Regions from separate parts of the Homo sapiens genome. Here region 1 is linked to region 2. Evidence: chromatin contacts called from ENCODE Hi-C or POLR2A ChIA-PET data. All regions are on one chromosome and are shown on one strand. Each heading gives the region's core, a stretch centred on a gene start or an enhancer-like site at or near the end of the contact. The rest is flanking DNA. Distances are from core to core; before and after follow the strand shown. Region 1 holds the start of DCLRE1C (DNA cross-link repair 1C). Region 2 has its middle 13 kb from the start of MIR4293.

Region 1 (4,396 bases), core at 169-2,668, 560 kb after region 2:
CAGCCTGGGCGACAAAGGGAGACCCTGTCTCCAAAAAAAAGAAAAAGAAGAAGGAGATGCTCAAAGACGTGCACGATGCGAATACGGCAACGCACGAGAAGAGGTCCAGATTTTCCCATTAAAGAGAAATCACTGGTGGCTTTGTGGAAAAAAAAAGCAGAGACATTTCGCAGAAGCAGTAACTTCAACGATTTATAGTCCAAGTGATTGATTCCACACACAAAACAACATAGCTGGCCTTCACACCAACCCTGTGAGGAAAGGCTGTGTTTGGATACCTGTAATTTACTTTAAAATACTTTCCTACTGCGCAGGTACAGATAGGTTTGTTACGCTGATTGACTCCACAGGGTAGTGGGAGCTTCCTGCTCCAGCACGCTGCAAGGCCACACAGCAGGAGGCAGCAACTCCAGTGATTCCGTTTATCATTTTCTCCAATTAACACTAATGGCTGGGCGAATTAGCACAATGAGCATTAAAACTGTTTTCCCTGGTAAAAGTTAGTGACTTGTTAGCACAATAGAAGTGAAAATGAACAATGGTTGTCAAGTTAGCGGTATTTAAACTCTGGAACTTAGCTCCAATCTCTGCTTGGAGCATCAGCGACACTCTAACCTTAATCCCTAAATCGGCCCAGCTGTGAAAGGATCCAGCTGTGAAATCATAGTAGCTTTTCAGGTTGCCTGATACCATCTAGAAGGGAAACATCCCTCCAACCTAAACTAGAACGAAACTTTCATATTGGATACGGACAGAACACCCAAAGGCCAAGGAGCTTGCACTTCGTGGAGCTCTTAGGCGGGCTGTTCCACAGTTGTGTGTGTGTCTGAGTCTCCTGCTTGCTGACCAATGTTTGAGGGTGTGGTCAAATGGATCTGAAACTTGTTTTCTTCATACATGGTAGCGAGGCTCTGAGGGAAGTACTAACCCTCGCCAATCTCTGATCATCGGCCACCAGCAAAGCTACCAAGAGAAACTACTAGCAGTGCTTGACCAAGCCGGCCCGGGGCGCAACTGGCAGGCGCCGTTACGCCGCGTTGACCACATCCGAAAATAGATGAAGCCTTTGAGAGGCTGAAGAGCCCGACTGGGACAAGGCGTGTGCTGGCCGCCCCCTCGCTGGCTTCCCACAGGCTGCAGCTCCTTGCTCCAGGGCCGGCCCCCTCCTGTCCTCTCTCCAGCCCCCAGCGCCCCGGGAGCGGGCGACGCGCAGCCCTCACTCACCTTTGTGGCAGTGGGACAGGAAGTAGGCGCGGGCCCTCAGGTTCTCCCTATCGAAGCGGTCTATGGAGATAGTTGGATACTCGGCCATCTGCCCCTCGAAAGAACTCATAGCGCCGCCGATCCCAGAGTCCGGGACCCCAAAACCGCAGCTGAAGCCAAGGCCAGCCCTGACCGCGCCGCCACTTCCGGGAAGCCGCGCGCTGCCTCGCCATTGGGCGGCCGAACGCAGCCACGTCCAATCAGAGGAGTCCGGAGACCGGGGGCAAAGTCAAGGAGCATCCGGTCGGGTTCTAGGCGCCCGCTGCTTGGGTTTAAATCACCCGCGCTTCGCTGCACGCGATGGGCCCTGAGCCCTGCCCAGTGCAAGGCTCATTCCCGCCCAACAAACACAGGTGTTGCTCTGGTAAGGCGTTGCCCATGTCTGTGGAGGTGCAGTCGCGGGAAGGGAAATCGAAACTCCCAGAGCAGGTGGCCCCAGCCGACGAGGTGAGTGGGCTGCGGAACTGCGCTTAGAAATCATTCTTCGTTCCGCTTCCTGCTTGTCTGCTGCTAGCCTGAAACCCGAGCTCAGTTCCCCGCCCTCTCTCTTCTGTTCCCAATTTCTAACCTTGTGGGATTACCGTGAGGGTTGTATGAGAAAGTTTGTATCTGACTCATGGTAGATTCAGGAACTATTAATTCCCTCTTCCGTTTATATAATCTACAAACTGAATAAATCATCTCTGCGTGATCTTGGGGCAAATAAGATCCCAATAATGCCTTCGCTGCTGGCCTCTCCCCTGGGCCCCCACCTTTTTGAGCTATACTTTTAGGAAGTTAGAATGATGTACTTAAAAAAAGAAAAATGGCAGGAAAGGTCTAAAATTTTTTAACAACCAAAGCAACTTTATGAAAAGGTTTGTTAAACCTTTTATTGTATTTCCTTTATTGTATTACAATAAACCAAATAATCACCATGACATTTATTGTGCTCCTTCCTATCAAATCTCCTTAGTATAATTAAACACAAACAACCCAGAACACTTTCGCTTTATTTTATTTATTTATTCAGTTGGGGTCTAGTTCTATCGCCCAGGCTGGAGTGCAGTGGCGTGATTTCGGCTCTCTGCAACCTCCGCCTCCCGGGTTCAGGCGATTCTCCTGCCTCAGCCTCCAGAGTAGCTGGGACTACAGGCACGCGCCGCCACGCCTGGCTCATTTTTATATTTTTAGCAGAGACGGGGTTTCACCACGTTGACCAGGCTGGTCTCGAGCTCCTGGCCTCATGCGATCCGCTCGCCTCGGCCTCCCAAAGTGCTGGGTGAGCCATTGTACCTGGCTTTCCAGGCCTCCATAACACTTGAAGTCCCACTTTGTGCACAGCACTGTGACAAACCTTCGGGTAGCATTCAATCTATCTGGCGACAACATGTTTGCAGAATATGGCAAATAAATGCTTCCACAGAGACGCAAGGTAACGTGAGAACAAATCCAGGAACAAAGATTTCTGACCAGGGAAATCAGGAATCAGAATGCCATCCCAGCCCACCTCAGTGGCTCATGCCTGTAATCCCAGCACTTTGGAGGGCTGAGGCAGGTGATCACCTGAGGTCAGGAGTTCAGGACCAGCCTGGACAACATGGTGAAACCCCATCTCTACTAAAAATACAAAAATCGGCCGGGCATGGTGGCACACATCTCCAGCTACTCGGGAGGCCGAGGCAGGAGAATCACTTGAACCTGGGAGGCGGAGGTTGCAGTGAGCCTAGATCATGCCAGTTCACTCCAGCCTGGGCAACAGAGAGAGACTCTGTCTCAAAAAAACAAAACAAAACAGAATGACATCCCTAGTGAATGTCAGCTTGTGCCTGTAGCCATGATACTCAGAGTTCTATTCAAATACAGATTTCCATGAAATCTTGAGGAGGGGGAGGAGGGGTGACATGGAAAGGTATACACAACATAATCACTAATTGAGGTAAAATATCCTGCTAGTATACTACTGGCAACACCTTTGATGGTTTGTCTTAGAACACATGGGAACAACTGCCCTGGCAGGGTTATGGAGACCTAACAACAAATTCTGCTGTGAGTCTAGTGTCCGAAGAATCTCACGGTAGAGCTCCAGGAAAGGCAGGTCAAGTTAATGCTCGTGATCTTATGTATTTGCTCACTTATTTATCTCCTCCTCTTTCCACAATGGATACAGTACAAACAAAGGGAAATAGAGTCAGGACAAAGAGAAAGACAGGATAGAAAATAGGCAAGATAGGTAAGCATAGCCCAGACCAAACCTAGTGAATCAGAAACTCTGGGAGAGTGGGGCCTGGCAGTTTGCAGCTTAACACACCTTCTAGGTGATTCTGATGGACCCTAAAGTTTGAGAACCACTGGATTCGAGTCTAAAGAACATTCAGGGCCAGTGTGGTGGCTCATGCCTATAATCCCAACACTTTGGGAGGCCGACGCAGGTGGATCACCCGAGGTCAGGAGTTCGAGACCAGCCTGACCAACATGGGGAAACCCCGTCTCTACTAAAAATAAAAAAAAAAATAGCCAGGCATGGAGTCAGGGGCCTGTAATCCCAGCTACTCAGGAGGCTGAGGCAGGAGAATTGCTTGTACCCAGGATGCGGAAATTGCACTGAGCCGAGATTGGACCATGGCACTCCAGCCTGGGCAACAAGAGCGAAACTCCATCTCGAAAGCAAAACAAAACAAAAAAACACAACACTCAAGAAGTCTGGGGCAGGAATTCAGGTAGGAAGCTGCTGCAATACTGCAGGAAATGTGATGGTGAAGCTTAATTCATTCAGCAAATCATTCACTGACCATCTACTGTGTATCAGACACTATTTTAGACACTAAAGATACAGTAGTGAGCAAAGTAGACAAAAAATGTGGCCCATCCTGGTGGCTCCTGCCTGTAATCTCAGCACTTTGGGAGGCCAAGGCAGGTGGATCACTTGAGGCCAGGAGTTAAAGACCAACATGACAAAACCCCAGCTCTACTAAAGATGCAAAAAGAATTAGCCGGGTGTGGTGGTACACCTACAATAACAACTACTTGGGAGCTGAGGCACAAGAATCACTTGAACCTGGAGGCAGAGATTGCAGTGAGCCAAGATGGCACCACTGCACTCCAGTCTAGACGACAAAAGAGACCCTGTCTCAAAAAAATAAAACTAAAAAAG
Region 2 (5,018 bases), core at 1,838-4,337:
AATCAGACTCCTAGTTGAATACAGATGGACTAATGGCCCACCACATATATTAATCTTATTGAGTTCAGTGAGGCTTTTGTGTCTGATTTAAGAGGGAGTATATGCATTTTCTCAGTCCCTGAAATCTGATCAACAGCAGTCATAAGACCAGATATCAAAGTGTTGGGTTCTGGAAGTATAGCATGCTCATGTAAGCTTAAGAACAAAGTTTGACAGACCTCATTTTAGACTATGTGAGCTTTCTGGTTGTGATGGTTAATTTTTTGTGTCAACTTGACTGGGCCAAGGGATGCCCAGATAGCTGGTAAAATTATTATTATTATTTCTGCATGTATGTTTTCAGAAGAGGTTAGCATTTGAATTGGCAGGCTGAGTAAAGATCACCTCACCAATGTGACAAGCGTCATCCAATCTATTGAGGCCAGAAGAGAATTTTAAAAATGGAGGAAGGACAAATTTGCTTTTTTTTTTTTTTTTAAGAGATGAGGTCTTGCTTTGTTGCCCAGGCAGGCTGGTCTGGAACCACCGGCCTCAAGTGATCCTCCTGCCTCGGATTCCCAAAGTGCTGGGATTATAAGTGTGAGCCACTGTGCCCAGCCATCTCTCAAGCTGAATGAGACATGCATCTTCTCCTGCCCACAGACATTAGAGCTCCTGGTTCTTTGGCCTTTGGACTCTGAAATACAACATGAGTGGCCTCCAGTTTCTTAGGTCTTTGGACTCAGACTGACAGTTGCACCATTGGCTGCCCTGGTTCTCAAGTCTTCAGACTCGGACTGAATCACCCCATCAGCTCCTCCGGGTCTTCAGTTTGAAGACGGCATATCATGGGACTTTGTGGCCTCCATCATTATGTGAAGGAACTCCCATAATCAATCTATCTATCTATCTATCTCTCTATCTATCTATCTATCTATCTATCTATCTATCTATCTATCTCCTTCTCCCCTGCCCCTTTTCCCCACACCCAAAGGTGTCTTCCTTTGGCTGAAGGTTGTTGTACAATTGTATTCTATTGACCACCAAATATGAGCACTGCTTAATTTAACTTTTCTCAATTTTTTGAGATTAGGAAGTGCTTAGTCCTGCACTTTGAGTTTCTGTTTTTGTTTTTTCTGAGATGAAGTCTCACTCTGTTGTCCAGGCTGAAGGGCAGTGTTGAGATCTCAGCTCATTGCAACCTCTGCCTCCCAGGTTCAAGCCATTCTCGTGCCTCAGCCTCCTGAGTAGCTGGGATTACAGGCACGTGGCACCACTCCCGGATCAGTTTTGTATTTTTAGTAGAAATGAAGTTTCACCATGTTGGCCAGGCTGGCCTCAAACTCCTGACCTCAAGTGATCCACCCACCTTTGCCTCCCGAAGTGTTAGGATTAGAGCGTGAGCTACTGCACCCAACCACTTTGAGTTCTTGAACTCATTTTACAAACAAAGTTTATTTTATTTCAAGATTTGACCCTATCAAAGCCATTATAACCTTATTTTTTCTAGTTTTTACTAAGACTACTATAATATGATTCTAAGTTTATCATTTTTTATTTTCACAGGGGTCAACCAATCTTAATTTGGGAAAATAAAGGAAACACAGTAATATTTATACTCCAAGGGCTATAGGACTATTTATGGCTCTTATTTTTAATATAGGTACAATATTGTCTTTTTAATGACTTAACCCTCTTAGCATGACTTTGTGGAAAGCTCTTGTATTTTCATATGGTGTTATGAGAGCTGAGACAAGGGACCGTGGACTATGAAATGCTTTGTTGGAATGGGAGGAGTAGGGAGAGGGCGAATGTATTAGGCTATGCGTTTAACATGCCCCTGGACCTTACTCAATGCACTGCTGTGCTATAAGGTACAGGCTGGGTTGTTCCCTGTCTCTCTATGAGAGCAGAATTCTAAACATGACTTTGTTCCTATCACTATTAGGTTGGTGCCATTACTTCTAGTGGCAAAAACTGCAATTACTTTTGCACCAACCTAATATCATCTACGATGTCTAGATTTTCCATCATTCTGTTCCTTAACAGTGCCATGCCTAGGAAAATGGGTACAGTGAGCCCCCCTTTCTTTACTCTCCCCATCTCTGACAGCCCCACAGCCCCTCTCCTGATTCATCCCACCAATTGTTCAGTGCCTTATTCTTTCACTTTTTTTTTTTTTTTTTTTTTTTTTTTTTTGAGACTGAGCCTTGCTTGCTCTGTCACGCAGGCTGGAGTGCAATGGCATGATCTCGGCTCACTGCAATCTCCGCTTCCTGGGTTCAAGCAATTCTCCCTCTCTCAGCCTCCCAAGTAGCTGCATTTACAGGTGCCTGCCATCATGCCTGGCTAATTTTTGTATTTTTAGTAGTGTTGGAGTTTCACTGTGTTGGCCAGGCTGGTCTCAAACTCCTGACCTCAGGTGATCCGCCCTCCTCGGCCTCCCAAAGCGCTGGAATTACAGGAATGTACGCAGCCCTTTCTTTCACTTTTTGAGCTCTCCAACAAAATCTAACCTCAGGAAGTGATCTGACAAACTCATGCACATTTAGGCATTTATGTCTGAAAAGAGACCAATTGGCGACCCCTTCCAGGAACACCTGCTTGCCAATAAAATAACACGTTTAAGCCAGAAGAATTATTTTCTGTTGGCAAAATTTCAGGACTCATTGACCTAGTGGCCATGAGGGGAATCACACTTTAGGAGGCCCCATATTCTACGGCCTTTCTGTTGAATGCCTGGTATCCATTTCCCCCACCACTCCAGGTCACAGTTTTATTAGTTGTTTCTGCTCTGAAATTCCCTCTCTGATCCAGAGCACACCAACTTCTGGTATCATAAGAAGAATAGGGTGTAAAAGTCAGCTCCAAACATTTCTGGGACTCTAATTACAGTACAGTCAGGCCCAGAACTGATGGTATCCATGGTCCATCTAATTCTGGAAAGGAGTTAAAGGCCTGGGTCTGGGGGAAATTGTGACTGTAAAAAGAAAAGCATCAGAAGCTCACAAAATGCGATTGTCATCTTAAAGGTTAGGGGCCAAATAAATTAAGACATCTCATGGGGAGTTGTAATCCCCGTCAATATGACAGTGATTAAAAAAATGGCTGCTACTAACCACATGCAGCGTGGTTTAAATCTGACTCATCTGCTAGGCATCCCATCCTAATCAAAAGCTATTCAGGGGCTGGAAGGCAACCATCAAGCTCCAGCAGCAACGTGCCAGGGCCCACAGCTGCACAGCTGAAAATGTCACGCCAGGGGCTGGCTGCCTCCCTTGCCCTGAACATTGCATCCCGCCTGCTGAGTGGGGGCTGGCGGAGCGGCCCAGCCAGCTGTGTCTGATGTCGCAGTTGTCCATGGGTTTCACCTTCCTTTTTCCTTGACCCATGGAGTTTGGGGAAAAAAAAAAAAAAAAAAAAAGCTGCAAAGTCAAACAATGAAGAGACCAGAGAATTGAAGTCCATTTCCTTCCCAAACCAAATAATGTCCTCTCCTGCAGGGATTCTAGCAAACCTTCTGGTTCATTTTTCTCAAGGTGTGCAATTGAACCTTCTTTTCTCTATCTAAGGCATTAAGTCAAGGTTGCTCTGTTTATTAGTACTCGGAAGCAGGTACTATAAAGAAGAGAAAATCAGTGGTGAAACAAAGGGAGTATATTTAATTTTTAAAATTTTAAAACAAACCATCTTTGAGGGCAATTGCATTCCTTAAGAACATGGGAATTCAAAGTGGCCCCTAGCCTCTGCATGTCTAGAATTTCATAATTAGGAAAGGGGGGTTCTGAAGAAAGCATCAATGATGTATTGAGCACCTAGCATGCCCAAGAGACCAGCGCAGGTCTTACGTCTATAAACAGAGACTTGAGGTGCCCTGAGATTTACTCAAAATCACAGAGTTAATCACTTGTATCACTAGGTTTACAACCTAGGTTCTCTTACTCTCTTTTCAGGATTTTCTACCATATCACGTTGGCTTTTCCAAGAATTTTTAGATCTGGCAAAAAGGAAAAGAAATACAAAAAAATAAAAACTAATGCATAGTATTACATAAAATATGCCTCGTGGTCTCAGAAAGACATACTTCGGGTGTTCGTACTTATTTGTGGAAACTTCAAATTAAAACAGTTGAACTCATGGAGATAGAGAGAATGATGGTTACCAGAGGCTGGGAAGGTTAGTGAGGTGGTGGGATAGTAGGTGGAGCATGGTTAATAGGTACAAATAAATAGTTAGAAATAATGAGTAATATCTAGTATTTGATAGAACAATAGGGTAACTATAGTCAATATGAATTTAATTGTACTTTTTTTTTTTTTGAGACAGAGTCTCACTCTGTTGTCACGCTGGAGTGCAGTGGTGCAATCTCAGCTCACTGCAACCTGTGCCTCCTGGTTCAAGCAATTCTCATACCTCAGCCTCCCGAGTAGCTGGGACTACAAGTCCCCGCCACCATGCCCAGCTAATTTTTTTTGTATTTTTAGTAGAGACAGGGTTTCACCATGTTGGCCGGGATGGTCTTGACCTCCTGACCTCATGATCCACCCGCCTCAGCCTCCCAAAGTGCTGGGATTAGAGGCACCAGCCACCACGTCCGGCCAATTTTTCATTTTTAAATAGCTAAAAGAGTATAATTGGATTGTTTATAATACAAAGGATAAATGCCTGAGGCTATGGATCTCCATTCACCCTGATATGATTATTATGCATTGCATGACTGTATCCAAATATCTCAGGTATCCCAGAAATATATACACTGTGTACCCACAAAATTAATAGTAAAAATATTGAAAAATAAAATATGCTCCATGAACAGTATGGTTAATAAAAACCAAAGAAAGTCACTAGAAAACAAAAAGTTGGTGAGAGGCTAAAATGGTGGGAGAAGAATTCAAAGAGGATATAGGACATAACTTGTAGCTTGAGAATATATGGACTAAGTAGAGTGGACAAGAAGAAGTAGATAATTCCAGTATATAAGAATATGATTACAGTGGTTTTGAGGGGGAAAGAAATGGTTTGGGTCATTCTGGTTGTAA

What was found. A loop is a pair of places that touch in the nucleus more often than their neighbours do. ChIA-PET counts read pairs that join two places held with the same protein, here RNA polymerase II (POLR2A). Pooled maps may share reads with other maps.
Region 1: a loop to region 2 is called in a pooled map, with 2.3 times the contacts of the local background. The contact joins the promoter of DCLRE1C here to the enhancer-like site in region 2. A Hi-C loop is called at or near these places in 2 of 37 single-sample maps with no recorded cell type and 7 of 50 pooled maps. POLR2A ChIA-PET finds 5 or more read pairs at or near these places in 1 of 52 experiments (PC-9).

Annotation. Positions count from the first base shown.
Region 1 is chr10:14,952,678-14,957,073 of GRCh38, forward strand. It overlaps DCLRE1C (DNA cross-link repair 1C), which reads right to left and starts at 1,419. Exons shown (of 14, transcript NM_001033855.3): 1 at 1,225-1,419. The coding sequence starts at 1,333. It also overlaps a transcript of MEIG1 not described here. RefSeq lists enhancers at 56-784, 785-1,512 and a silencer at 1,531-1,610.
Region 2 is chr10:14,394,109-14,399,126 of GRCh38, forward strand. No RefSeq gene overlaps it. Among named protein-coding and RNA genes, the nearest start is that of MIR4293, 13 kb to the left of the region's middle. Within about 2 kb of position 3,088, at least 5 of the 41 ENCODE cell types and tissues checked have a DNase peak (open chromatin) inside an H3K27ac peak, as active enhancers do.